6 separate regions of the Mus musculus genome follow, and regions 1, 2, 3, 4 and 6 are each linked to region 5. A link is a loop called in an ENCODE intact Hi-C map of the cell type or tissue named here. Cell type or tissue: left cerebral cortex. All regions are shown on one strand.

Region 1 (5,000 bases), 430 kb before region 5:
CCCTACTGTTCCAACTGTAAAAGTATGGAGCTATGCAAACTGTACTTAACCACAGAGGCAAGCTCAGTGGGACCAATTCAGTTCAGGAGGAAATCCATGCAAACATTTTCAACTTTGCATGGCAAAGGTAAAATTTTAAAGAAATACACAAAGAAACACTCTGAAAAGACTGAAAGATACACATTTGGCTGGGTTGAAACTTTAAAATGAGCCTGCTAGATTTTTCAGCATACAAACAGGTTCTTCCTCTTCATTTGGAGAAAGCTGCTACTCACCTAAGGAAAGCAAGCATGATTGGGCTTTGTAAAAGAAATGGGATACAATTATACCACTCTGCTCGTTTGTAAACCAGACTTCAAAGAACCACATTCATCTAGTTTCCAGTCATCTACACTTAGGATCTCTAAGTGTATACACTTAGAGATATAAGAGAATGCCCATGAGTAAGTCACAACTGCCTTGCATGAACACAAAGGATACAATTCAGAATTCTTATGACACCTGAATGTCTAACAGCCCTTTATGATCATTTTGTATTCCGTAAGATAATATAAATACGTGTTTCAACCCTACACTGCTGATAGATTCTTCCTATGCAGTTGCCTCGTTCTTCATAACTACTCTCCTCTGGGAGGCTTTTTCTGTCTGTTTACAAAGCTAAGCTTAAGCAGCTCAGAACCTTTCACTTCAACTGCGTCTTCTGACGTGAGTTTTTCTTACATCCAAACAAAAAAGGAAAAAAAAAAAGAAAAAAAAAATCAATGAAGAAACCGGGAAGAGATGAGATGCAATTCAACATGTATAAAAATATGCTTCAAATTCAGAATAATTTAGTAACTCTTGGTTATTTCGTATGTATCTGGAAATGGCACAGACACATGTCCCGATCCTGTCACAAGAGGTAGAATTCCAGCGTTTGGTACAACGTTCCAGGAGAGCGTCAGAGTGACATTCCTGTTTCCCCTACAAAAGGATGGAATAAGCAAAGGTTAGCAGAACTTGTCATTTAAGGAAAATTTCAATCAAGTGCTATTGGGCCATACACTTCATCTGTAACTAGCTGTTTCTAATAGACAAAACATAACAATTTTTTTATGAAATCCACAGATAGCACTAGAAGACATCAACATGAAATTCACAGGTAGCCTAGATGACCAGCATAAATTCACACCTGCAGCTATTTACCAATAAAAAAAGCTTACATGAATAGAACACAACAAGGAGAAAACGAGACTCAGGCTAGGAATCAAAAGGCAATAGTGTGAAATCTAATTTTGCCATTATTTAGAGGTGCAAACTGAAGCAGATCAAAATCTATCAAAATCCATGTTATTTGCACATCCAAAGGTGTGATTAGTTCAAATCTTATAAAGCAAAGGTCAAAATGGCCTGAGATCCCAATCATCAGTCATTCTGATTTCCTCTTCTTCTAAAGAGTAAACTGAATTTTTGGAGGGGAGGGGAGAGGGGAATAAGTTAAAGAAGCAACATTAGAATCCCAGGTCTCCACCCACCACACTGACTCCTCATGCAGGCTCCTGACTCGAGTTCAGAAAGCAGAGCTATAAGGTAACAGTGGCGCCCCTCCCACACATGAGAAAGCACCCTCCCCCTGAGTGTCCCTGTATATTCAATAGTAACAGCTATTGCACGGGTTAATTGTCTGTCAATGACACAGGATATAGTGATCTCAGGAGAGGGAACTGCAAGTGAGGAGCCCCATTAGACTGGCAGGCAGGCAAGCTTACGGGGCATTAATAACTGATGACTGATGTGAAGGATTTATCCTGCTGTGTGTGGTGCCATCCTTGGACAGGTAGTCTGGGGTGTAGACGAAAGCAAACTGAGGAAGTTAACGAGAGGCATTTCTCCAGTGTCTGCCTCAGTTCTCGCCTTGGCTTCCCCTAATGATAAACTGTAACCTGTAAGCCTTGTTTCCTGGTGCTTTATTATAGCAATAGAAAGCAAACTGTAACAGCGGTGGACTTTTATTGTGATTACAGCATTTAGCATTATTAGAGAATTGATTACTATGACCAATGCCAATTTTTCTCTTTCCTCGGTCTTCCTCTTCCTCCTCCTCCTCCTCCTCCTCTTCTTCTTCTTTTAAGATTTATTTATTTCATTTATATAAATACACTGTAGCTGTCTTCAAGCACACCAGGAGAGGGCATCAGATCCCATTATAGATGGTTATCAGCCACCATGTGGTTGCATGACCTCTGGAAGAGCAGTCAGTGCTCTTAACCGCTGAGCCATCTCTCCAGCCCCCTCAGTCTTTCAGTTGAGTTCAAAATACACAAACACTTTTCTCCCAAACTGTTGTACTAACATTTTTATCCCCTTCCCTTCTTAACTCTCCTGGAAGTTGAACAAGATCCTGTGCATGCCAGGTCAATGCTACTATTTCCCCAGGAACAGTATTTTTTTCTTTAAAATAAAAACACATTTCATCAGTCTCTTACCAATATTACTTTAAAATGTTAAAAACAACAAGGAAGCACTCACTTGAGGCCATTTCCATCGTCAAAGAAGAAATACTTTGTCTTCATATCTTTCAAAAGTAGCTTCGGATTATCACCTCTCAAAACAATTTTGTCCCAAAGGACAACTTGGTTCAGAGCCTGTATCAATTGAAAGTAATTAGATAACTCATCAGGGACACTCTCACTTCAAAACCAAAGCCTAAGTAATAAGCAAAGAGCTGAACAACTGCATGGAAGTGTACTGATTACTCACCAAAGCAATAATTTAATCCCAAACTAGTGTTATCTTACTGGCTTTACTGAGGTAAAGCAGAATTATAAAAACGATTTGATATACCCACCACAAAAGTAACATTGATGCTCATAAATTTTGGATACACTCAATAGTATTTATATACAGCAGATACTCTTATTATAAAATTTTCTATTTTTAAAATATTTTGATGATTTTTAAAGGCAGAGATCAAAACTCTTATTTTGAAGGAGAGCTTTTTCTGCTGTCTTTAAAATGTTTTGTTGATTTTTAAGTTTATTCACCCTAGTATGCCCGATGTCTAATGAAATATCTCGCATAAAATATATGATTCAAAAATTAGTATATGAAGTTGTTTAACATGCTGCCTAGAGGTCATATAAAATATAGACCCACCTGTAATTACAAATTACCTACTGCCTTAGGGTTTCCATTGCTGTAAAGAAACACCATGACCAAGGCAACTCTTATCGGAAAAACATTTCACTGGGGTTGCCTTATAGTTTCAGAGGCTAGTCAGCTTGAAGGCAGACACAGTTCTAGAGGAGCTGAGAGTTCTACACATTAATCTAAAGGCAGCAGGAGGAGACAGGATTCCACACTGGGTGGAGTCTGAGCATAGGAGACCTCAAAGCCCCACCTCCATAGGGACACACTTCCTGTAACCAGGCCACACCTACTCCATCAGGACCACACCTCCTAACAGTGCTACTCCCTATAGCCAAGCATTCAAACACAGGAGGCTGTGGGGGACATACTTATCCAAATCGTCACACCTACCTACAATGATGAAAAACAGAATTGCTTTTGGCAGCAACATAGAAGTGATGTCTTACTTGTGTGTATCTCAACTTGATATATTAAGTAAGCCACTCCATACTTTTCATTATCAGCACTATAAGAGAAGCTAAGGGAGTCAAGAAATAGCCTGCTGTCACAGCGTGCACACCTTTCTGGGCCCTTAATGCTAGAGAGCTACAAGGCACACAGAGCTTAAACAGGCTACTGCAGGACAGAAAGCTTCCTCACTACAGCCTTCTCTCTGGTAGCTTGAGTTTTTTGTTTTTTGTTTTTAAACTAAGCTATGAAGGTCAGATGTTCTGAATACATAAAAATGTATCTTCTTGGGTCAGTGACAACCTCAGCGGGTGGGGTACAATCCGTGGAACCCTTGAGGAGAGGACTAATTGTCCAACAAGTAATTTCTTGAAATTACATTCTTTCCTAAGAAATAATGTTTAAAAGGAAACTATTGTAATATATTTAGATAAGTACTTACATTATTTTTTGTTGAATACTCTGCAGATAAATAAAGAAATAACTGCTTAACATTCCAATCAAATATATTCTCTAGATGTAAGCCAACAGTTAAGGACTCTAAAGACTGGACAGCAGCACACAACTTTCTAACAAACCTTATTCTTAAAACATCTATCGCTCCATGAACACTGAAACAAAACAGAACAGGCAGACCACGAATGTACCAACATTAATTAAAAACAGAAATACTGGATACATATATTGTAAAATCTAGCCCATTCCAAAGGGGTGTGTGTGTGTGTGTGTGTAGGTTACCATCCCGGTCTTCCTGTAAGCATAACTAGCTGACTTACTTATTGAAAAAAGTAAACATAAGCAACTGAAACTTTAATTCTGTCCAATGAGTTCAAAAGAATGAGGACTTAGTCTTTCGGAGAAAAACAGTTTCGGAAGAGCTCCAAAGCAGAACCAACCCTCACTATTCAAAGTAGCTAACACGCATATGCGCACTGAGCTCAAGCAGTTAACCAAGCACAGCACTCTATACAAGTTGATGTGGCTACACATCAGTCCTGATCACAGTGTCTCAGTGTGTGGGGTACTGCGGTGGCAGTAAAGAAACACCAACAGGGTCCCATTCATCTTGGAGAGGTACTACTAGAAGAGATTACAATACTAAGCCACACTGAGAAGAGCTAACATGAGAATTTCTATTAAATATTATCTATAAATTATTAATTGTATATGTATGTACATATTGATAGGCTTATCACACTCTAATTTTAAAGTATACCCACTACCAGTTATTGTTCAGAATAGAGACGTCTACAGCAGTTCTTTACAAACGAAAAGGACAATTTCAAATATGAGGAGATATTAAGAAAATCCTGAACAAACTATAAGACTGATAGTGTATAAACACAATAAGGAGTTTCCAATCTCAAATCTGGCCCCTTCCTTTGGAGTGCTGGGGTTATAGGCATGCCCCACAAGCCAGTTTT
Region 2 (5,000 bases), 61 kb before region 5:
TTTTGACTTTCCATTATCTCTCGTCTATGAAAAGTTGCTGTTCCTCATCTTTCCTGCTCATTATTCTCAAATTAGCTCTGGTTCTTACAGACAATTTACTTGAGCTTATGCAACCCATTCTTCACTTTTTTATTCTTTTTTTAGTAAATACTAAATTGTTGAAATCCTTTGATATATTGGAAGAAAGGCATGCCAATAAGTCTGTAGGATGTTGGAGTTCATCAGAAACACATAGCAAGATTTTGCTGAAAGGACACAGATATAGCTCTCTCTTGTGAGACTATGCTGGGGCCTAGCAAACACAGAAGTGGATGATCACAGTCAGCTATTGTGGGTCACATTGCCCCCAATGGAGGAGCTAGAGAAATTACCCAAGGAGCTAAAGGGAACTGCAACCCTATAGGTGGAACAACAACATGAACTAACCAGTATCCCGGAACTCTTGTCTCTAGCTGCATAATGTATCAAAAGATGGCCTAGTCGGCCATCACTGCAAAGAGAGGCCCATTGGACTTGCAAACTTTATATGCCCCAGTACAGGGGAACGCCAGGGCCAAAAAGGGAGAGTGGGTGGGTAGGGGGTTGGGGGGGTGGGTAGGGGGTTGGGGGGTGGGTATGGGAGACCTTTGGGATAGCATTGAAAATGTAAATGAGGAAAATACCTAATTAAAAAAAAAGGAAAAAAATAGTGTGTTAAGTATAACATTATGGTACCCTAGAATTTTTTAATATAATTGTTTCAGGGCTTCTTAAACTATAAGTGTTTTTTTTTTTCATATTGACTATTAGTCATGAGGAGAACAAAGAAAAAAGTTATATTATACTATATATTCCAAATATTAGAGTCATTCTAAAGCAACATATTCTAAAAAATATGAATAAAGTCACATGTTTACAAAATTAAGTATATTTGAACAAAATAAAATAAATACAGTGATGACTTTCAATTGTAATCTTTGAAACTCAGTGATAACTCCTGGAGAAAAACACTGAAAATGGCATGGTATTTAATGTAATAATACCTTATTGTGACATTTATGTTTGAGTTACAGACAGGTTGATATTCAACAGTTTTGCTAAATTAACTCATTAAGCTAAGGAAATCATGTATACTTTTATTCATTATTTCCAATTTCGACGTGTACCGGAACTCCCACAGAATCAGCTCACCTGGGTTCATCGGGGCCTGTAGAGTCTGAACAATCAGGAAGTCTCCGTGCATCTGACTTAGGCCCTCTGCAGATTGGTCTTCTTGTGGGACTTGAGTGCTGAGGTTAGAGGTGAATACCTCCATGCATAACATGTATGTAGGTGTTGTTCATCCAAACTGGTCTTCAGACTTGCACATAAAGCAATTAACCCACCAAGCGATCTTCCAATTCTGTCTTCATTATCCATCTTAAAACCAACATGTCTACACATCTACTGAGGTAATTCACCATTGCCGTAAGTATATATTATACCCAACCAAAATTTGAAAATGTTTTAGCATCTTATCTTTTCCTCCCCACAAGAAGATAAATAAAATCAGGAGGTATATATTTGTCCAGCTAGTAATTTCTGTTTAGCACTATATGACAGTTAATTAGCATTTTTCTAAACTCAAGGGATGCAATTTCATCAATCCTAATAGGACTTGTTAGAGAAAGAACTCTGATAATCGCATTTGGTTTCACAGAAGTGTAAAATTTAGAATCTTATTTTCACAGGAAAGTTATACCATCTGTCTACATGTTAATTTATTGCATTTCAAGTGCATTAACTTTTTTACACCTTTTATTTATCACATAAATTTTGGCATTGTTTACATATTAACCCTTGTGCTCCTAAAACACTATTAGAGAACTTTTATTTTAAGAAATCTAAGTGATGATTTAACTTAAAAACAAGAGTATTGATAAAACATCCCATGTGAAATATTAAAGGTTTTATTTCTCAAGAGAAAGCCAAACAAGGAAATTTATTATATGATTCTTATAAATATTTAAGTCCTCCTCTTTGCCTCAGTTTTATATATTTTGGATTGCAATTTACTACAGTGACATGAGGATTTTATAATGCTTCCTGGAAAAAAGCCAACCCTGCCCCCAAAGAGGAAATCAAAGACATTCTCCAAGCCATTGAGAAAGTGTCTAGATGCAGAAAAGGATGCGAGTCCAGAGCAGAGTGCTAGCCTAGGTAGATCATAGATTGTACCATTTTACACCTAGGTGCAGAATAGTTCCCAGAACACTGTAGCAGCATGTGGGCTTCACATACCTGCGAATGTATGTAGCTGTAACTGAAAAATGAGAGATGATAAAATATGTTACTTGTAGAGAACAGGGTGAAAGAGGCAGAGAGATTTTATTTCATAAACTATAATTGTAAATTCCCAGTGGGATGAGCCAGCCAGACATCTTCTCTGGAAGGCTATGTCAGAAACAAACAACAAAAAAGTGTTAATTGTGCCTTGGTAATGAAATGTTGCAGCATGTCTGGGAATAGTGGAGAAGAAATCTCAGTATCATTTTTTTAAATCTCTTTCTGTAGCTAAAGCTGTAAGCAGATCTGAGTTAAAATGGCCAATCAGTCAAAACTCTATTCATTTCAAGATAGACAATGCTATGAATTTTACATGAAGATCTCAACACATCATGCATCCATATGAACAAAATAACAAGACAATCTTTGGGTGAAACAGAGTTCAAAATGAGCTTAAAATGAGTGCTTAAAAATGGGTGGGATACAGAGAACAGTTTCCATATAAAGCAGGAATGGAAAGAGGAGAGAGAAACCTGTTTGAACAGGTAAGGAATACAAAGGTGAGAGATACATAGAAATCAAGGAGGAAAGGCGCTTCCTTGTTAAGATTAAGTTAGCGTTTTGAAAATAAAGATTCTATAAATCATGATGAACATAAACCAAGTGAGACAAATGACAGAGACTCTAGATAGACCATGTAGTCTTACACTGGATCTGCTCAAGTCTGAGAACCTGAGTTCCCATCAACAGCTGGATGTGGTAATCAGCTCCTGTTGTCACGGTTCTAGGTGGAGGAGGGCATAGGCAGTGGAGAGGAAAGGCGACTCATAGATCACTGACTACTGGGTCTACCCAGTTAGTAAACTCTGAAAAAAAGGTCCTATCACTAAATAACAAAATAAGGTAGAGGAAACATCTACTCTCACCTCTGGCTTACACACACACACACACACACACACACACACACACACACACACACAAACACACATACACACACACACACGCACGCACAGAGGCAGACAGACAGATTCAAGAAACATCATCAGATATTAGAGTTTAAATGAATCGTGCTAAATAATAGTACAAGAATAAATGATAATAATGAAGCCCCCAAATATAATATTGACATAGCTAAAATAATAATAGAACTTTTTTGGGTAAATTAATTTGAAGCAGACTCTTAATACACAGCCCAAGTTTGTTTGCCTCAGCCTTCTCAATGGTGGGAATTAAAGCATGAGCCATTACACCAAACAACTCCATCTTTTTTCTTATTTATTTGCTACAAGTTCTATGATGGAACAATTAATTTTTATATTTATAATGCATCATTAAAATAACTATTCTTTTAATCTCTATTGATTGGAAACTTAGATTTTGAAAGAGAAGCACAGTTGTTCAAGGCCCAAGATACTAGATATTAGATGGGCCAATTTTTATGTGTCTATTGATAGGAAAACCTTAATGACCATTGATAAAAGAAAGGAAAAAATAATGTATTTAAGGAATAGGTTTTCATGACAAAGGATGAGTGGAAAGAGAAAATAAAGAAAACATTTCCTAGAAATTAGACTAATGTACATTTAGAAGATAATAATGATAATGATCTTTAAGGATCATCCATGAGACACAACAACGCAAAGCAAAAACATAAGAGAGGGTTAAGTTGAAGAATTAAATTTTTATAGATCTCTAATTTTGTTGCCTCACATGAGTACTAGCAATACAGTAAGTGCCCGATGAAAAAAGCCTAAAAAGTATGTAAGTAAAATGTGATAGTTGAGTGCTCAGAGTAATTTTGGAGTCCTTCATAGATGGAGGTAAGAAGTCTCCATGACATCCTAATGAGCAGAAATACCTAAAAGAAGGCAAAAATAATTCTTGTTTCAGCAGGACAGGAAGAGTGAGGAAAACTGCTCCAGCAACACGATAGACAGACAGGCAAAGATGGGGATAAAGATTATGAAGATATAGTTTCTTGAATGGAAACAACATCAGGAACCATTGCCATGATGAGAAAATTTGATTCTTAGTTGACAAACTGTAAAAGTCCTGGTTTGAGTAACAGTGGAAAGTAAAAACTCCAGGCACTTTGGGACATGAGGAACTGTTTCCAGGTCAGCCTGGTATCCCATCATGTCAAGCTTAAAATTGAATTTATTTATTTATTTATTTATTCATTCATTCATTTATTCATTCATTCATTCATTCATTCAATTTACATTCCAGCCATTGCCCTCTTCTGGTTCCCCCCCCCCCAAAGTTCCTCATCCCATTCCTCCTCCTCCTTGTCTCTGAGAGAGTGCTCCCCTCACCAGACCTCCCTCTTACCTGTGGCTTCAAGTCTCCTAAGAAATAAGTTCATCTTCTCCCACTAAGTCCAGGCAAGGCAGAGCTCTGCTATCTATGTGCCTATGCCATTGAAGTAGCCCCTGTATGCTGCCTGGTGGTGGCTCAGTCTCAGGGAGCTCACAGGGTTCTGAGTTATTTGAGGCTGCTGTTCTTCATATGGGGTTGCTATTGCCTTCAGCTTTTTCAATCCTTCCCCTAATTCAACCACAGAAGTCCCTGATTTCAGTCCAATGCTTGGGTGTATGTATCTGCATCTATCTATCACGGTCACCTGCTGGGTAGGCCTCTTGGAGGACAGGCATGTCAGACTTCTGTCTGTAAATACATCATAGCATCAGTAATAGTGTCAGGCCTTGGTGCCCTCCCCCAGCACCCATGAGATGGATCCCAATTTGGACTGGTCA
Region 3 (5,000 bases), 91 kb before region 5:
ATCATCATTTTTCTTTCCAGTGTTCTTCCTCCACACCCTCTCATGAACCTCACCCCCTTTCCTCTTTCAAATCCTTGCCCTCTTCTTTCATTAAAGGTGTGGTTATTTCTTATGGATCATCCTCTTCAACTCACAGCTTCCAAGCTCTGCATTGCTTGTGGGAGGTTGTAAAGAATCTGCCAACAGTGTAAGGTCTTCACACTCTCACTGATTAAAACACAACTAAAAACCAAGTATATGGTATTTTGTCAGGTGTCGTGTGTGTTACATCATGCCACTTTGCTACAGTCTTGATTTCCAGCACAAAGCATTCCCTTCCTTCTGTACATGTCTTATGCCATTGTGGAACCTGTCAACATTGCTGGAAGCACCATGACTTTAGAGTATTGTGTGATATGAATTTCAGAGTTCTTATGGTACATTCAAAATGTTCTGATCCCCTAAAAGGCAAAATGGTTTCATTACATAAATCAAAGTTTTTTTTTTTAATGTTTTCCTGCCATTATTGTTCAACCTGTAAAAAAGGGTATATATTTGGTTTCTGCTAGAATGCTTGAATATAAATATTGCTCCTTGAGTAATTGAGTTGAATATTTTCAGAAAAAGCTATTAAATGAATTTCAGCCTGGTATTAGGACAGGATTTCTAGTAGGCTTTAAAGTGGACCTCAATTTCCTTCTGTCATTTTGTATTTGTATAAAAGAATGATCTTAGAAGGGTTAGATATCAAATAAAGTTATTCATCAGCTCTGAAAAACATTAAAGTTACTGTATACTGGAGCAACACGCCAGGTTATCATTTGGCTTCCCAATATTCCTGCAGCCTGTGGTGCATATACTCATATACCACATACGCTCCCCACAGGAACGTGCACACATGTGTACACAAAACTAAAATATAAGAAGAATAGGTTAAAGGGGCAGGCTAGAGGGATTGGTGTTTCAGAGCACTTGCTTCTTTTGCAGAAGACCTGGGTTTAATTCTCAACATTCACATGGTGGCTCTGAACCATACATCTGTTCAATTCTGGGAGATCAAATATCTTCTTTTGTTTCCATACCCACTAAGGACATACAAGATGCACATGCACCCATGCAGGAAAAAGTCTATGTACATAAAACAATGTATAGTTTTTAATTTTGAAGAAAAGCGTTGGGAGAATAGGAATGTGTGAGATAGAAGAGAAGCAAAATAAAGATTAGATAATTCTTATAACAGTATGAACTCCTTGCAGATGTACTCATTTGTAGGTGAGTGTCAAAGAATATCATAAAGGGATTAAAAAAACCCTAGGTCTAAGGCAGCAAATGTTCTGAAAGGTTTACCATAAAGAGGCAGCATGATAAATTAAAGATAGTAGAGCAATAAGGGAACTCGAAGCAGCACTGAAGCATCATCCACTCAGCTTATTAGCTGACTTGCCTTAGAGGTGAGCTACACTTATGACGTTTAGTGAGAGCTGGCTAGCAGTAATGGTCACAGGTTATTTGTCTTTATGGTAAATGGTGGTTCTGACATGACGTTAAAGGGTAATTTTACACCTTGATAGAATCAGAAAGACAGGTCAAAGATGCCATGCCTATCAGTTTGGCCTGTTTCAGTGACTATAACATGCACAGCTGAAATGTATCAGCTTGATTTGCATCCTTTCCAATTAATTAATTAATTAATTAATTTTTTTACTTATCCACTTTACTTCCACCCACTGTCCTCTTCCATTCACCCCCTCCCACAATCCTTCCCCCATCCTTCCTTCCCCTTCTTCCTCTGAGTATCTTCCAAACCTGGCACACACGAGTTGCATTCTTATCAGGGTAAAATTTTTTACCCATGTCAACAGCAGTTCTGTGCCTACAGCCCTGAGAAGGAATAGATGTCTTCTTGATGGTCTCCCTAGATCAGCAACATCAAATTGGCTTCTTTAGACTTTCAAGAGAATGACATAAAGCAAGGCGAAAGTACATTTCCAAGGATTCTGAGTGTGGCTGCTGTGGGGGAGGTGGTGATCTGTAGATAGATATTCAAGCTTAGAAGCTGTGGAAGGAACAGAGCTGCGGTTCTGAATATCACCATGGTTACAGTCTATAAAAATAATGAGGAGAGAAAAATAAGAGCACTGGAGTTTGAACATTTTTTTCCCTCTTTGATTGGTCTGATAAAACGGAAACCTCCCTTGCTTTAGAATGATCTTGCCTTAAGAAAAGACCAAAGTCAAATTATCAATTTCTTCTCCAGTGTTCCTTGCTAAACATGCAGAATTATATGTGCTCTCTTTCCCTGTCCTCTAGATACACATCTATGCTTAAGGAATCATTGTAAAATTTCAAGTCTTTTTTTTTCTTTTTTGTCTGACTGCCGAGCTACAATCAAAATTCAGTGATGACTTTATATCTTTCACCCACTAACTGCTTCTCAGGCTCATTATCCCTGATGCAATGGTGCTGCTTCTTGAATTTCAATGTCTCATGCATCCAGCTGTGGCCATTCATTCAGTCCTTGAATTTGATGATGTTGAGCACAATAAGAAAGATGACTTAATGGATTTTAATGTTGACTGTTATTGAAACTATTCTGCAATTTTCATTACCAAGAGAAATCCCTGCTGAAATGTTATTTCTGCTTCCCAAATGCTTCAGGGAAGCAGAGAGACAAGGGGATACACTCCATACCAACTGTGTCAATTTAATTGAGAAAATCCAAATGTCCATAGTCACTTTATCTTCGCTAAAATGCTCCACTTAAATGCTGCAAGGACAAAGAGCATTCCATTTCCACAATCTAATGAAAAGGGGTGACATTTCCCCAAGATTCCCATTTTTAAACAGAATGAAAACTCAGTGTGTGTGTGTGTGTGTGTGTGTGTGTATGTATGTGTGTGTGTGTATATATCAAAGGGCATCAAGAGTGTACCACTTTGATGTAAGGTTTAGTTTGAGCTGAGAGCAATTAAGAAGCAACAGCCACAGAGAAGCTCTCTATCATGCCTGAATTTGCCTAATAAATGGGCATAAATCTTATGAAAATGCCCGTACATCCTGTGCTACTTGATATAATTTAGACTGTTAGTTCAAAAACAGCTCCTGGGAGAAATATAAATAATCAGTGTTATAAAAACCTATATTTTCACCAGTTTGTATAATATAATGGACTTCCTATAATTTATCATTACTAAAAGTCCATTATATTATAGTAGAGGAAAAATAAACATATTTAATATACCAAAAGAGAGATACTGAAAAAGAATAACAGACAGTTCTAATAGAGCTCTAGGTCCTGGGAATGGTGATAGCCTGCAGGGTGTTCCATTTGAAATGTGACCTTACTAGGTTAGAGTATGCCATTTTGTATGAGGTTGCTTGGTTTCTCTTCTCACTGTGCAAAGTTCTGTCCTGGTTAATATGATAAGCCACTGTAGATGTAATTTCTCAATTTCCTTTTTTGTCATCCTTGCTATGCAGTTGTACACTATACAATTACGGAGTTGTAGCTAATTATGATTGATTTTGCTATTTTACAGTCTTGTTCTGCTTTAGAGTTAGAGATACAGTCTTGGCTTTCTTTTTTTCCCATTAATTACTTTATACATTTATTTTACACTTGGTTGCAGCTTCTTCTCCCTCTTCTCCTCCCAGTTCCTCTCTTTCTCCTTCCCTACTTGCTTCTTCCCCTCCCTTTCTCCTCAGAGAAGGGGCTGCCTCTCATGGGTATCAACTTGCCTTGGCATATCAAGCTGCAGTAGGCCTAGCTCCATCTTCTATTGAGGCTAGATAAGACATGCCAGTTAGGGGGAAGGGATCCAAAGATAGGCAACAGAGACAGATCCCTACTTCTATGGGCATACCACTCTGAATGCTCCTGATCTTGTCTGGTCTGGGGAGCTAAGCAGGATTGAACCTGGTTAGTACTTGGATGGCTTCCCCATTTGTGGAGTGGGAGCTTTCTGGATCAGACTTACATTGGAGTCTTTTTGGTCACTCAATAGCACTCTTTCCCACACATAATCCTTCTCTCTTTTGTCTTGTCTATTGTACACAACTTATTATTCTTTATTAAAATGGCATGTAAACCATTGAATGTAACAATGTTTTTGGACTTCACACTGTTTCTTTTTTTGGGGGGTTGTTTTTGTTTTTGTTTAGGTAAACCTCCAAGAGTAAATTTAATAACCATTTTCTCCTGGTAACTCTCTGTCAGCTTACCTTTCAAATTTTGCTGGGTGTCAAGCACTGAACTTTGGAGGGCAGAGAAAACGTTTGCTTTCTTTATGATGTCTATTTCTTTCAGTGAATTGAACTAGGAAAAAAATTAAGATATAATATTTGTATACTTTTTGAAATGGCTGAAATGAACTTCTTTGGTGATTTTTGATGTGTATCATAGGCACTTTTAGGAAACATTTAATATTTGGTATAAAACACAAAACTGGAGAGTAGCATATAGGAATTCTGATACTAAATCATGAAGATTCCCCTTTGTGAGTATGATGGGCTTTGCTGATAGGAGTGGATATTACTGTTTTTCTTTCAATGTATTATTCATTACTGCTCAGTTTAGTTTTTCTTTCCATGCAGAGTTTCAATCTGTTCACTGTATGACAGAAGTGAATTAGTAGAGAGAATGAGGAATGAAGGGAAAGTGGCTACAGTTTAACCATTTGAGGGAGGCTTTACACTGAAGTTGGAATGTTCCTCAGCCCAAGAGGAAATAAGAAACAAGTTGCAAAGGACACCTTAAGGTGCTAGGCTTCAACACTCACCATCTCTGGAAATCTATCTTGGATATCAAGAGGGTGATGTGTGTTGACTTTTGAAGTGGACTTCCTGCCTGTCCTCCTTTTAAATATTCTAAAGGCTTATGATTTTAGTGCGTTTTTTTGTTTGTTTGCTTGTTTTTGTTTAGAGGCAGGTTTGGGTCCATTTTGTAGCCCAAAATAGTCTCAATTCCATGGCCCTCTGATATCATCCTCTCCTGACTGCTCAGAGTTCAGATATTCATGCCT
Region 4 (5,000 bases), 78 kb after region 5:
TGTATATGTTTATTAATATTTTAACTTGAGCCAATAATCTCTCATTTCCCACTTCTGAAGATAATGCTAAGACCGCCATCGATTACTGAGATTTGTCTAATACACAAATTGATTTCTGTGGTCTTCCTTTTGAAATTTGAAGACTCCTTGGAGCAACATAATTCCGCATCAGGCCTCAGGGGCTTCTAGGTTTTAGCATGCTGCCCCGCAGCTTTAGTGAACGGGCTTTAGACCACTGGGCAGGCAATCATCAAAAGGCAACTTCATGGTCCCTGAGTAGCTGGGAGCTTATCATCTCAACTTTCAGGCAACTGTTTCATATTAACTGTTCTATGAAATTTCAACCTCTCTTTTACCCTTCTTATTGACACATCTCACACTTGGTAATGAAGGCTGCTTCTTCCTTAAATCCCCTATATTGCTATTTATCCAATTTCCGTCTTTGTCTTAGTGGTTTACCTTGGTATAGATTTTTTTTTTTTTTGCCATTTTGTCTTCTATTAAAGAAAAGAATTCTGTTATGATGTTTTATTTAATATACCTTCACATCTTTTAGATATTTTGCACATGTTGCCTCATTTACTCATTCCCTGACCACCTTATCAAAGTCTGAAATCAAAATTTTAATATTCCTGAACTGTCTTCTTTACCCAAATTTCTTCACACTTTCATAAACACTCATAAATCCTATTTTAACAATGTGTTCCTTATCTATCCTCTAGCTATTTAATATTGATTTTGTTAATTTACATAGCTTTAGCAACTAGCACCGTCTCTGGCATCTCTATGAGGATTAAATCATTATATTCTTAGTAGACAAATAAAAACAAAAGGGTCCAATAAAAATTTATGGTAAGGTAAAAATGTTAGTTACATATTAAAAATTAGCATGACTGCTGTGTTTTGAAGTAAAATAATAAAGTCAAGTAAAAATGAAGTAAAAAAAATAAGAAAAATATTGATATGGATGCCAAAAGAAAAGTATCATAAATAGAACTTACATGTGATAGAAAATCATGTTTTAGAATTCAAAACAAAAAGATAAAGAAGCCAACACTAAGTTAATAATATAATATTATTTGTCCCTTAGAAATACAAAATACCTTTTTCTTTACATTTCATTCATTTTACTTAACAGAGTAAGATAACAAAAACTATAAATGAGAATGTACAAGTGTTGAAAAGACAGAGATAGCACTTAGAATATTCATAAATGACATGGTTATCAACAAAAATAACAAAACATTACAAAGTTATTCTCAGGACATAGAAAATAATTTAAGGCTTATAGTTCTGAAATAAATATGAAAATTCCAATCAAAATCTACTGAGTTACTATGTGGAATCTCTAAAATGTACAGAACAAAGTAAGTGAAGGGTAAATGGTAATGGCAAGCATGAAAAAAATGACTGTGTGGGAGCAGTTTCCTCCACCATAGATCAAGACAGGAGATAGATAATTGATGAGATGTTATCATGTATGAGATGAGATGAGATGAGATGAGATGAGATGAGATGAGATGAGATGAGATGGGAGATGGTATTGTTGACTGAGAGAGAGGGAGAGGAAGAGGGAGAAGAGAGGGAAAAGAGAGGAGAGAGAGGAGAGGAGAGGAAGGGAGGGGAGGGGAGGGGATGGGAGGGGAGGAGAGGAGGGGAGGGGAGAGGAAAGGAGAGGAGAGGGAGATGGAGGGGAGAAGAGAGGGATAGGAGAGAGGGAGCGATAGGAGAGAAGAGAGGGGATGAGAGAGGACAGGGAGGGAGAGGACAGGAAGAGGAGACAGGAGAGGGAGAGAGAAAAAGGGAGGGAGAAGGACAGAGAGAGGAGAGGGAGGGAGAGGAGAGAGGAAAGGGAAGGAGAGAGGAGAGGGAGGAAGAGGGAGAGAGAGAACAGAAAGGAGAGGAGAGGAGGGGAGGGGAGGGGAGGGGAGGGGAGGGGAGGGGAGGGAAGGGGAGGGGAGAGGAGGGGAGGGGAGGGGAGAGGAGAGAGAAAAGAGAGGGGAGGAGAGGAGAGGGAGAAAGTGAGGTCTAGGAGAGAGGGGAGGAGAGGAAGGGCAGAGAGGAGAGGGAGAGGAAGAGGGCATGTAATGGAGAAGATTAGATAGCTTGTAAACCAAAGTGCCTCTCTGCCTACTGGATAATGTCTAAGGTAGGGATTTTTTAATACAGAAAGAAACATCTCCTCAATAAAGGATACTGGAAAACAAATCAATGAGTTAATTTTTAGTGTGATTATCCTTACTTTGTTGGTCTCTCTTTTCTGTTTTCTAGCTTTCTCTTATTTACTCTTTTCTTTCTCGTTGATTTAGTTTTTGCTTTTCACTTTGGTACAGTGTGAGAAATAATTGTAATCCAACACTGGGCTTATTTTTCAATATTTAAATAGAGGTAAACTGATTGTATAGTGTATGAAAAGATAATTATACATCTTTTTAAAACAACTGTATCAGGGGAGTTTCTGATTCCTTTGCAAATTTTACACTGGAAGAAGCCATTATATACCCTCATTAAATTGTGAGAAAAAATACTAATTTTTAAGGGCGTGTTGAAAACAAAGCTTTCTGAATCTTTTAATATTTATCTTCATCATAAATCTGACAATATACCATTATTTTACTTGAGATGCTATTCCCAGAAACCAGATATAATAAATGCTTTTGTGTGCACACATGGATATAGCATGCCAATTCTCTATCAATATTTGAACCTTAGCTTTGTTTGAGAATTAAAAGGCCTGATTCTCGTAATATGTAGTGTTGAAAATATACAAAGTGATCATTACTGTTTTTATAGAGATTTTTCTCAAGAAATCTATTCCCTCTAGTGCCAGAAGCCCACTTACTATACTTCATTAATATTCATTTAATAGAGTGTTTTTGCACTTTAGGTTCAGTAAAAGCATGATGATGGGGGATAGCAGAATCCTCAGCCTTCAGCAGTGATTATTGGGAGTGCATCCTGGCCCAGAGGCACGGTTGCCATGGTGATGCTACTGATCTGCCAAAGCTGTTTCTCACTGTGGGTGGAAAGAAGCTCCCCTGCCAGCAACTATGTGGGATTCTGGCAGCTGGAGAGAATGCTGAAATGGTGTGCTGGCTCTCCATATGGGAGCTCAAAAAGACTTCTTTAAATGCAGTAGGCAACTCTGCCCAGACTCCTAGGAAGAATGAGTTTGATGAGGATGTAGTCCTTTACAAGCTCAATATGTCCCCAGTGAGGCACTTAAGGATTTAAATTTGAACAAAAGTTTTGCAGAGGGTCAACACTTAAATTTTTCTACTCTGAATATTTCTGCCATACAGAAATGGAAATTTACAGGCACTTGTATTTGTCAGCAAAGGTAACATCATTCTGAGTAATTTATATGGCAATGTTTAACCATGGAATAAGGATATATTTTGTGTATTAACTCAGGGTCCTCAACTTTGGTTTTCCCTAGTGTTAGAGTTTGTCTTATGCGTTTCTAAATTTGGGAGGTGCTAGCAAGTTAAATGTGCAGTGGATGTTCGGGTTCATGAGCACATTTCTCTTGGGGAGATAAAGCCTGGCACTGAAGCTAATATTGCCCAGATAATGCACAGCGGGCTAAAGATGAATGAAGTACAAACTAGTTCTCATTTTATTGGGAATAAAATTAAGCAGAACTCCTAAGTGACCATTTTATGTTTTTATTTTATCTGTTTTTAAGTTACTCTGGTTTCCTATTTATTCTCCTGTAAAAAATCTGTGCTCTAGGATCAAGTGAAGGCGATGGCATTCAATATTTATTACCTTTTCTTTGTCTTTGAGCTCATAAGCAGATGATTACATTAAGCATCGGCATTTCATTTTAACATTATAAGGAGTCTGCAGTAGAATCCTTCCACGGCTATCAAATGCTTTGAGAATAGAAAACAAATAAACAAACAAACAAACAGAACCACAAAACTCAGATTCAAAGTCATTGCAGCCATTTGGTGAACTTGACAGACTAGGAGGTCATTCCTCTTGTTAGTACTAATTTTACTGGTTTCCCCCTTCAAGTAATTACTGAGATGAAAATGGAAAGGAGAAATTATTGAAAGAAAATAGTCTAGTTTTTTTCCTGCCATCCTGTTAGTCTCTAACCAAAACTGGGCTCAATGACATTCAGATACTACACACACTGGTCTCAGCCATCTGTTGGTGAATTTTTTCTACTATATGAAGTTTCAAGCTGTTCTAACCTTTTCTACTTCCCTATATTCATATTCTCTCTCTCTCTCTCTCTCTCTCTCTCTCTCTCTCTCTCTCTCTCTCTCTCTCTCCCTCTCTGTGTGTGTGTGTGTGTGTAGGATACATGTTCAGGAAATAATTGTTGCTTCACAAGAAAGAGCAACAGAACTGGGGAGGTAGTTGAGCTCCTGTACAAATTTCTTCTGAAGGAAACCTTATGGGTTATGATTCTCTAAGTCTGTTTAATGAGCTTTATCAAATAATACACTAGCTCATTCTCCAAACATAAAGTCACTTCACAAAGGAACTTTTGAATCTCCTGTTTTACATGTTATTGCATATAAAAAATTAAAGATTTAGATTTATATAAAGGATCAATGACCAAAAAGTACTATAATCTGAAAGACAAATTCCTCCCAAATATGTAACTTTTTTAGCCCTGATACAGTGCTGCCATTGAAAGGTCTAAGGACTAACCTCATATGACAGAACACAATTAGAATGTAGACCTACTAAAAATATTACATAGTTATCTTCAAAAAGTATATAAAGTGTATATGGAGCAAATTAATTTCATACTGAAGTATCAATGCCATTCTCAAGTTGAATTATGTGTAATGAGAGCATCTTACATTTATGGAGTTCTTTGTCATGCAGTATTATTTTTATATATTGTCTCATTTTATCATCACAAGAACAGTATAAGGTCATCCTCTTATTTCCCCCATTTATTATAAGATCAAAAGATTGAAGTGTTAAAAATCACAGTGATGGGATCAGTATTATGCTCTACCTGTTCTCTGCTT
Region 5 (5,000 bases):
TCGCAGTTACCCTTGGGTTAAACACATTTGACGAAAAGAATAGAAATATTGATTATCAGAGAGAAGTAGCTCTTCATTTATGTAAATAAACTGGAGCATTGTCAGATCATTTTTCCTTGAAATATATAAGTGATTTTACAGTTAAAAGTGTGGTGTGAAAAAATGCTGCTGACATGTCTTACAACCTATGTGAAAATTTTCGTATAACGCAAGCATATTATATGGATAACGGGGATATGCATTTTTTTTTCCATCAAGGGCAAGAGCTTATTCAGCTCTGTGTGTTTCCATATGCATGTTTGTTTCGAGAGGAACATAGGCAAGAGAGTCTTCCTTTATACTCTAGGAAAGCTTGACACAGCCTTGACAGACAGTGTTTATGTTCTTCCTGTACCTTTTGTGAAGTATTGCGACTCTACTTGTGTCCTGTCACTCAATAGGTTGAGCACGACTGCTAATTTATTGCCAGACTGCAGCATTGTGATTTGCATTCCTAATCAGAGTGCAGATTCCCATTGTAAAATGCTATCCTGTTGTTCCCTATCCAGAATCCTTTCGTTCTTTTTGTCGCCCCCATTCTCCAATAATCACCCTTAGAATTTTTCCCTTCACAAAATTCCCACTCGGAATTGGCAGCTTTTGTGGGCTAAACTAATCATAATTTACAAAGACATCGATTCTTTTTCTCTTTACCTGTAAAGGTCCTACGCCACTTAATAAAATACTTATTACAACAAAAGATTTATACTTATTTCTTTGAAAACCATGTTTTTATTTCTCCTTGATTCTGAAAGACGTGAAATAAAGGTCCTATCTTAATAATAAGCTTTAACAGACCAGCCTCGAGATAGTCTAATTACATCCCTCCTTGGCACCTTTAAATCAAATTAACTAGACACTTGGTGAGGAGGTAAAAGGAAAGGGCATTTTTGTAATGAATCTGACTGGGTGAGAAAAAACTACTGCAGCAGAAAGACACGACGAGAATTCGGGCTTTCCCACTGTGGTGGCAAAGGGGGGAATTATGGGTTGGTGGTCCGCTTCATGCTAGGAGGACACCCCTCTGTCTGTTCACAGTTCAGCCTGCTTCCAGTTTAAAGCCGAGATTTCAGCACAAACCTCAATTTCTTTCCCCCATTTTAAATGCAAAGCGAGGCTTGTGAATCACAGTGTCTCTGCTCCTAGAATCCAGACCCCTTTCCACTCCCCCTCCCAAAATTATCCGGCTGTTTGTTTGAGTACCTGCTTACTGTGGCACACACAATGGGCAGCTTTGAGAAGAAAAATTGATAATCTTCACGGAAGAGTAATTTGAATGAAATTACACTTGACAGCCAGTCTCTAAGCAAACAAGAGGCGCGAGGGAGCCTCAGCTAAGCTCCAAGGACTTGCCCAAGCCACTGCTGCTGGAGCTGCCCAGGGAAAAAAGGCACACGCTTTTTTGACATCTAATTGAGCTTTTGACTAATACCGTGCGCCAGATTCTCCTGAAGAAAGGTAGCCATGGAAGAGAATATGGAAGAAGGACAGACACAGAAAGGTACTGTGCTTTAAAACAGGTTTATTTGTAACTAGGTGATTATTTTGTGCTTTCCTTGTTTGCTTTAGACACTTGCCAGAGAGACTAATGAATCTTTCCCTCTTGGAAGGCATTTCTCCCTTCCTTTTTCCTCTGGTCTTCACTTGCTGTAATGCCAATTGTGATCCTTACTATTTGAACATCTTCTAGGTATAATACCTAAACGCATATTCTGATATTGATATGTACAGTGTGTCGAACTAATCTTTAGTCCAGTCTTTGTTAGACTTCATTTATTTCATGTTTTCATGGTTGTCAAGCCAAGCTCCGAGATTCCAGATTTCAGGTACAAACACAGTTGGTGCACAAGTTGCAGTTAAAATTTTGATGATGTAACCATTATCAATACCTTTGCATAGCCATCTGATAGAACAAAGAGCAACAGCATGTAGTATAATATGGTTGGTATTCATTGAATTTATTTATTTTTCTGGATGCAGTGTTGTTTTAATTTATAAGGAGCAAAGGTTCACTGATTTGGGGGGGTTATTTAATGACATTAGATTTTTTTTTCGTATGTCTGATTATAATCAACCTATACCTATATCATTGTTAAATATCAGATTCATTTTTAAAGCTTTCTAGTTATATCTGTCTATATGTGGCAATTTTTTAAATTAAAATTGGACAAATGCTGCCCATTTCAAATGATTCAAACAGCTTTAGAATTTTTTTTTATACATCAAGTGGGGCTTCCGAGGAAATTGTTTTCACCCCAGTAGAGGCAGTGTTTGCTGTCATGTCTGTGCACTGGCTTATGTAACATTAGAGAAAACACTCATTTTCTTAAGATTAAAAGACTCATAGCACGTAATACACATAAAGAAATTAATTTATGAGGATTACTAAAAAGAGATGTTTTCAAGGATGATTTTAAATGCATATAAATTTGTTCTCGTTTTAAACCTGCGTTTTTAATGATGTCACTGGTAGTGTGGAGATTCAGTGTAGGCTTTCTCATGTTAAAATGTTCAGGTATGCTTGCCCTCTTCTCTAAGTATATACACACACACACCATACACACACATACACACACAGAAGCATACACACACACATACATATGTGTACACACAGGCAGATACACACACACCGAAACCCACACACCCCTTTGGGTAAACATGCTGTACACAGATCCACCTGTATACAACGACTAAGTATGTAAATGTTTTCTATATGCAATAAAGATAAAAGATAAGCTAATAATCTTCAAAGCTTATGCTCTCATTGATAATGGCATTTGAAGAGAAACATAAAAATCAGCATCACTATAATACTAAGCTTTTAAAATAAAAACACCAACATTATTTGTCATTGCACAAATAACTTAGGAGTTTATTAGAGATTTTAAAGGGTAAATTTCCCTACCATTTCCTGTCTATACTACACTAGACATTTCAGGGGACTGCTTTATTTTCTGAATAAATCTCTTATTCTCACATCTTTTGATTGTACAAGTCAAATATTCTTCTTAAGCAAAGAAAAGAGTAGTTCAGTCATTTTAAGTAGACAAATGACACTCATTACACTAAATAAAATCTTAAATTATGGACCATGGTAACAGGTTGAATGTTTCTCAGCAAGCTATGATAGAGGCAAGAACAAGAAAAATGATGTAATGATGTTATGATCTCCCTCCCTCCTCGGGCAATACTAAAAATCGTTCATAGAGGGGAGGCAGCAGAACATTGACAGGATGATCTGTCTCAGTGGGTGTCTTATCATTAACATATGTCCATATAGACCAGCAATAGTGGAGGAAAGCGATGTTAAAATTAAAACAATCTATATGGTATACAATAAGTACATGATGGTTCTATGTAAAATATCTGTGGATCGGGTTGTTTTCTTAACTGAGGAATGGATTTAATTCTCTTTATACCTGAGTATCCTTTTCTCCCCCTCAAATATACCCATGGCACTTTTTTAACATGTTGGATTTTGTCAAGTTACCTTTGAACAGAAATAGAGAGGAAACATTGTGAATTTTGTATTGATTGCTTTTAGAGGAATTATTTGATAAGCAGATCAAATCATTGGAAATGTTTTAAGGGTTCAGGTAGACAGATTTAATGATTCATCTCCTGGAAAGGAAAGCAGCATTTTATATTCTCTCCTCTCTTGTTTTCTTAAATCACCCAGGATTTTCGATACAGATTCTGATACCAGCATACTCTCTTGATTGAAAGGCATTTCCCTGTCTTCTATTAATTTAACATCTTTTATTGTACTTAATGTTATTGCTTCTGTTTAAACCGAAGACAACCAGATTATATTAAACAGATAAGCATTACGCCAAATGAACACTTGAATTCAATTGTAGAGTGTGCTAACAGGTTAAATGCTCTGGGTGAGCCATAGCAGATGCAGCAACCAAGGAAAGTGATGTCATTGTTTGTTATCCATTTTTCCAGCAGTAACTTTGAAAAATTATTCTCTCTCAGAGGAAGTGGCAACAAATACGTTTTCTTTGCTATAATTTAGACAGATTGAAATTTGTATCACCATCTACCCATACAACCTTTTAAATTCCATGAGAATGTAAAATTTAATCCACTACTTTAACTGAATATATCAGAGAAGGATAGTTTGTTGATGGTTAAGGACTTAAAAGGGTCTCCATAAGAAATGTGTTTTTCTTTGTATTTATGTGTCCTTCCCCACATTGTCTGTAAAAGGCAAACAGAAAAGGTGATATCCAGATGCATATTCAGATCAGGAGGGTGAATAATTTCAGTCTGGGTGAATTCAGCAGACATTGTCTTCTGCCAATCCCTGCTTTGATTCAACTCTAAAATGGAAGTCATTTAATCTGTTGCACACTTCTTTTCTTCAGCCTTCACCAACAGTATCTCATTGCACTGAAGGGTTTCTAATGTTTCCTTTAAAAAAAAATCTCACTTTGGTTAAGCATGCTAAGTAAAGCAAATTCTTTAAAAATGTCTTCAGCCTGTGTTGGCTGTGTCATGCCATCAAAGGTTTTTGGTTTTAAAGAGAGTTTGAGCAAAGATTACATAATTTTCTTTTTAATATGGCAAAGACTTTGTGCCTCAGGGAGGGGGATATCAAGGTTTTGTCACCCTCTCAGAAGAGAATGAGGGAGGTAGGGGGAGGTGAGGGGCTTTGTAGGGTGGGGACCTAGAGGAAGGCAGCATTTGGGATATAAATAAATAAATAAATAAATAAATAAATGTTTAAAAACAAGCAATAAAACCCATTGAGACACAAGATTTGATGATATTATTACACAAACCAGTCGTGTCTAGTGAACAAAACAAATTAGTATATGGATTTAACATATATTTCAGTAGATGAAAATACTTATTTCAGAGTAAATATGAAAATATTCATTGAACACATTTTGTATTCCCATTAGTGAAGTTTGTTGGTATGCAAAAACAATTGATTGGTTTCATCTGGAAAA
Region 6 (5,000 bases), 130 kb before region 5:
CAGTTACCCATCCACAAACTCCCCATCCCATCTCCCCTCTTCCTGTCCTGTCCCCTTTGCCTTTATGAGGATGCTCCTCCACCCACTCACCCACTCCTGCCTCATTGCTCTAAACATCCCCCCTACACTTTTCTTAATGATAAGCTTTTTCACAGTAAAATTTTACCTTTTTTTTTCTTAACTAAACAATTTGTCGTTTTGGTGTTTACATATTATTTTAATAGTAAGAATTTTATTTCATGTACAGATTTGTAAGTTTTTATTTCACCCAATGATCCTTTTCTCCCATTTATTTATTTATTTATTTATTTATTTATTTATTTATTTATTCACTTTACATGTCAATCACAGTCTCCCTCTCCTCCCAGTTCCTGCCCCCTCATGTGGCCCCTCCCCTCATCATCCAACTATCTTAATGTAGGAAACCATATACTTTGAAAGCTCACTGAGGACAATGCCACCTTTTCCAGGGATGTGCTCAATGTGGAGAATGAAAGAGTGCTGTTGAGCGCTGCCAGCTTACCTTAACCTTGCTCCTGCCTTTAAAATCAAATTGCTGGTGGATTCCAGGAGCTAGCAGATACGCCCTTATTTCTTTATTGGTTCCAAGGAATGTATTTCTGAGGTCAGGCCTTGATAAGAAGAGACAGGGGTGCTAGGCACAGTCAGTGTAATAGTGCTTAATGAATTCATTTTTCAAATTGAAGATAAACAACCATGTTTATACAAAATGTTTGCCAAGCATAACTGAATGCCATTTTAAGGAGAGATATGAAAAATACATATCCCTTGACTCTTAATTAAAAAAAATACATCATTTTTCTTATTTAAAAAAACCCTTATTTTCTTACTATAAATAAGATAAAATACAGAAAAGCAAGAAAAAAAGGAAAAGAAAAATTCTTTGTAATCATATCATACATTGATAACTTTCCACACTGAGTATTTATTCGGAAAATAGGTTGAGATATGTTAGGCTCATGTGGAATTTTGAATTAGTTTCTTGTTTTATGTCTTGCTGAATAATTCCTTAGTTGCACAGAAAGAAGTTTAGTTGTGGGGAAGAGATTTCCAGATCCGCATTCCAAGCCTTATGCCACCAAATGCAGCTTTGTGAACAGAACAAGGAAAATGCTTTGGCAGGCTGAGGAAACTAACACCTGAAAGTCTATAGCTAATTTCAGCCAGAGTCTGTGTGGCTTAAAGGATAGACATCGAATTCTCACAGTTCTGGGGAGTAGGCTGGCTCGTGGTGACCCCTCTCTTCCAAATGTCTCTCCTCTCATTATAGCCAACAGGGAAGTCAGTAAAACATCATTTTACTGGTGTCTTTTTCATGAGATAGCCTATTCCATTCACAACTACACATCACATTCTGGGATTAATTATATACATTCCCAAACCCCAACACCTTGTATTATCACAACAGGAAGTATAATTTGAACCCATGACTGATGGGCTACACAAATGAGTAGTCCACAACATGAAGATACCAAATCAGAGAAGGGATCACAAAGAACAACCCTTCTTCATAGGTCTTCTAAGCTACAAACAATTGGTTCAGTGTTACTAACCCTCAAATGAAGTGCACTTAGGAAGTCAACTGTGACCCCATCACAAGCATCTTGTGTTTAGTAACAATGTTGGCAAGAAGGAGCGGGGCTTCCTCCTTCTGTTTCATATGCTAATGCATTCATACACTTAGCAGTTACCCAAATGTGTATTATGTCCCAATGAGATTGAGAAAAATAAACAACAGGACGAGAGATGCAGTCGGTTTTCATTTTTCCTTACAAGATATAAAAGCCCACAAAACAATAGAAAATAAAACCCTACAAAATGGAAAATACAGTGCACTTGGAAAAATACTCATGCCTGAGTTTTAATAATGAACAACGGAGCTGTTAGGTGGTTAAACAATTTATATTTTATATGAATAATGTATGCTTATTATTACTGTTGTGTGGTAGGTAATGCCTTCTATACTTACCATTCATTTTGGAAAAACAAATGAGGCAATGAATGTAAAAGCCTTTGCGGAATATATGCTTTAACAAGAGTGCCAATATTTATTGTGAATAATTTGAAAATCATGTGGATTTCTGGTATGCTTTTCTCAGTTGCTCATTTTGAACACATCATTTGCTTCTGAGGTTTTAAGGGTTATGAAACAAGTAAACATTTTAAAATGTTTTTCTTTCTCCAGTAGCTGTTTTCCCTCTAGTGGTTGCTGTGGAAATCACATGAAAAATGTCTAATGTTCAGATGAAAATGAAACAGAGCAAACGGGAGAGCAGACGCTCTGAAATATTGAGACAGCAGTATGATGCATACAGAAAAATGATCTGACCTAGCTGTGTTTTAAGTTTATCAGCTTTTCAAAAATTAGAAAAATTCTTTACTACTTTTATCATACTTAATGGGTTTCAGTGGAGATAGGAGTTGAGATGTCCGAGGTTCAGGAGGAACAGTGAGACCATACACTACCCACTCCCTCACACATGGGAAGCACATTTACTAATAGGCACCTACTCGTTCTTCACTGATTTTCTGATCTGGCTTCAAGTCCAGCAGTAATCTCTGTTGTCTCTGCTATTGGTTTCCTCAAAGGAAGCTGAGCAGAGCTTCCATGTGTATATGCATTTTTGCTCACTCACACTCTCCCTCCCTCCCTTCTTCCCCTCTCTCCCTCACTTTTTCCCTTTCTCCCTCACTTTTTCTTTCCTTTCTTTTAAACAATTTAGTCTCCTCTCATTCTGCTGTTCTGAAGCCTCTCTTAGATTCCTCTCCACCATGGTTCTGTGCGTGCTGACATCTTTATCTCCCCATCTCTGCATTTATCTGCCATTTGCTCTGTTTTAGCACCATCTGCACATTGCTACTGTACCCTATGGACCATGTGCTTGCAGATATTACATAGCTCAAAGAGACCTTTTCTGGCCAAATGAACATAATAGGTGTTGCGAGTTATTTTTATCTCTCTGCCTAGTATTTTAACTACAACACTCTTACCAAGATCTAAATTTCAGCATTATATTTTCCAGCTTTTTTTTGCTATTGATCTTTTGTTATTAATCATTTTATTCATTTATATTTTAAATTATATCCCCCTTCCTGGTTACCCCCTTCAATCCCCCAAGTCATTCCTCCTCCCTTTGCCTCTATGAGGGTGCTTCCCCACCCACTCCTGCCTCACGCCTCTAATATCCTATTCACTATGAAATCAAGCCTCCCCAGGACCAAGGGCCTTCCCTCCATTGATGTCAGATAAGGCCATCCTCGGCTAATATGTATCTGGATTCCTGGCTCCCTCCATGTATTCTCTTTGGTTGGTAGTTTAGTCCCTGGGAGCTCTGGGTGGTCCAGTTAGTTCATATTCTTCCTATGGGCTTGCAATCCCCTTCAGCTTCTTCAGTCCTTCCTCTAATTCTTCCATAGGAGTTCTAGGGCTCAGTCTGATGGTTGGCTGTAAGTATCTGCATCTGTATTGGTCAGGTGCTGGTAGAACCTCTCAGGGAACAGCTATACCAGGCTCCTGCCAGCAACTGCTTCTTGGCATCAGCAATAGTGTCTGAGTTTGGTGTCTGCAAATGATATGGATCCCTAGGTGAGGTGGTCCCGGGATGACCTATCCTTCAATCTCTGTTCCATTTTTTTTGTCCCCGTCTTTCCTTTGGACAGGAACATTTCTGGGTTTAAAATTTTGAGATACGTGGGTGGCCCCATCTCTCAACTGGGGTCCTTTCTACTGGAGGTGGTCTCTACAGGTTCTATCTCCCCTCTTTGGGGTATTTCAGCTAAAATCATCACCATTGGCTCTTCGGAGCTTCTTGCTTCACTGGAGTCTGGGACTTTCTAGTGGTTACCCCAGTTCCCCATCCCTCTCTGCTACATGTTTCTATTCAGTGTCCTGATCCTCTGTACTTTGCTCCTGTCCCTTCCAATACTGTTCCTGCCCCCCCTTTTCTAACAACTTCAACTGATACAGGAAGATTGAAATAATTTCAGCATTACTTAGTGTTTATTAACTCACTGTGAGAATGGGCCATAAGGCAAAACATTAATGAATGGGTTTCACTTGCTTAATAAATTTTCTGAAACCCTACAGAGTTTTGGTGCTCTGTTTTTGTTGAGATCCATTCCTTTATGTTGGAAAACACTAACATCCTCATTAACTTTCCATTCAGATGATGTTTGTTAGAGTTTTACAAATCTTTATTTACAACCATTCCCATTAACTCATTAAATTTAAACACGAGGAAAAGGCTTAGTGAGAGTTTTTAAAGCATGTAGTAATATTTTCAGTCTTCTTTAATTAATCTAAATTGATTTTGATTTTAGCGAAATTCAACTTCTTATATCTGTGTAATCTGTATAATCTAAATTAAAGGAATTTTAACTAACTTTATAATTTCATTTTGTTCTGTGTTCCATAAACACTCATATATGTGACCACATCATAGTATCTTCTAGCCTTAATAAGTGATTAGAAAACAAAACTGAACCTCCTATCAAAGGCTTACCTTTTCATATAAATTATTAGTTATTTTTAGAATCTCATAAGTGAATATTGATTTTATCATTTCCATCTCTTTCTCTCTTTCTCCAACTTTCTGTGTCTACTCAGTTCTCTTTCAAATGTATGACTTCTTTATTATCTCTCTCTCTCTCTCTCTCTCTCTCTCTCTCTCACACACACACACACACACACACAGAGAGAAATAGTCCATTTAGTGTTGCTCACATGCATATGAGTTTAGAGTTGACTACTTGAGACTGGACAACCTATCAGAAGGCACATCCCTAGAGATGATTTTATCTCCTCTTGGGAGACAGTGATGGCTTTCAGCTCTTCAGATAGGGATGGAGCCTTGTAATATTTCCACAGTTTATATTGGTGTATGAACTGAAGTTGTCATTATGCTTGTCTGTTTAGGTAACTATAGTTTTGTGATTTTTATGGGAGCACTTTCCCATTCTTGCCTCATCTTGGCTTTGGG

Evidence for each region. A loop is a pair of places that touch in the nucleus more often than their neighbours do. Peaks named below come from ENCODE experiments on the same cell type or tissue, not always from the same donor. Only the 100,000 strongest peaks of a DNase experiment are listed, where the experiment ranks them.
Region 1: it touches region 5 in a loop (2.8-fold over the local background); 2 of 42 quality-filtered maps call a loop at or near these places.
Region 2: a loop joins it to region 5, with 2.1 times the contacts of the local background. A loop is called at or near these places in 6 of 42 quality-filtered maps.
Region 3: it touches region 5 in a loop (3-fold over the local background); 4 of 42 quality-filtered maps call a loop at or near these places.
Region 4: it touches region 5 in a loop (3-fold over the local background); 4 of 42 quality-filtered maps call a loop at or near these places.
Region 6: it touches region 5 in a loop (5-fold over the local background); 2 of 42 quality-filtered maps call a loop at or near these places.

Annotation. Positions count from the first base shown.
Region 1 is chr8:54,522,433-54,527,432 of GRCm38, forward strand. It overlaps Spcs3 (signal peptidase complex subunit 3 homolog (S. cerevisiae)), which reads right to left. Exons shown (of 5, transcript NM_029701.1): 3 at 4,019-4,095; 4 at 2,509-2,624; 5 at 1-963. The coding sequence ends at 831. Among named protein-coding and RNA genes, the nearest start is that of Spcs3, 5.1 kb to the right of the region's middle. In left cerebral cortex, a CTCF peak has its summit at 2,171 (motif pointing right); no DNase peak of the experiment used is centred here.
Region 2 is chr8:54,892,665-54,897,664 of GRCm38, forward strand. It overlaps a transcript of Gpm6a not described here. Among named protein-coding and RNA genes, the nearest start is that of Gpm6a, 60 kb to the right of the region's middle. In left cerebral cortex, no CTCF peak of the experiment used is centred here; a DNase peak (open chromatin) is centred at 2,340; H3K27ac peaks cover 633 bases.
Region 3 is chr8:54,862,433-54,867,432 of GRCm38, forward strand. It overlaps a transcript of Gpm6a not described here. Among named protein-coding and RNA genes, the nearest start is that of Gpm6a, 90 kb to the right of the region's middle. In left cerebral cortex, no CTCF peak of the experiment used is centred here; DNase peaks (open chromatin) are centred at 2,020 and 2,374; H3K27ac peaks cover 3,457 bases.
Region 4 is chr8:55,031,468-55,036,467 of GRCm38, forward strand. The region is part of intron 1 of Gpm6a (glycoprotein m6a); the gene reads left to right. Among named protein-coding and RNA genes, the nearest start is that of Gpm6a, 79 kb to the left of the region's middle. In left cerebral cortex, CTCF peaks have their summits at 418 and 620; DNase peaks (open chromatin) are centred at 3,040 and 4,147; H3K27ac peaks cover 2,335 bases.
Region 5 is chr8:54,953,776-54,958,775 of GRCm38, forward strand. Gpm6a (glycoprotein m6a) reads left to right here and starts at 953. Exons shown (of 7, transcript NM_153581.6): 1 at 953-1,540. The coding sequence starts at 1,504. In left cerebral cortex, a CTCF peak has its summit at 2,301; DNase peaks (open chromatin) are centred at 424, 1,106, 1,352, 1,797 and 6 more places; H3K4me3 peaks cover 5,000 bases; H3K27ac peaks cover 4,900 bases.
Region 6 is chr8:54,827,738-54,832,737 of GRCm38, forward strand. It overlaps a transcript of Gpm6a not described here. Among named protein-coding and RNA genes, the nearest start is that of Wdr17, 110 kb to the left of the region's middle. In left cerebral cortex, a CTCF peak has its summit at 2,231 (motif pointing left); DNase peaks (open chromatin) are centred at 2,235 and 2,525; H3K4me3 peaks cover 403 bases; H3K27ac peaks cover 1,289 bases.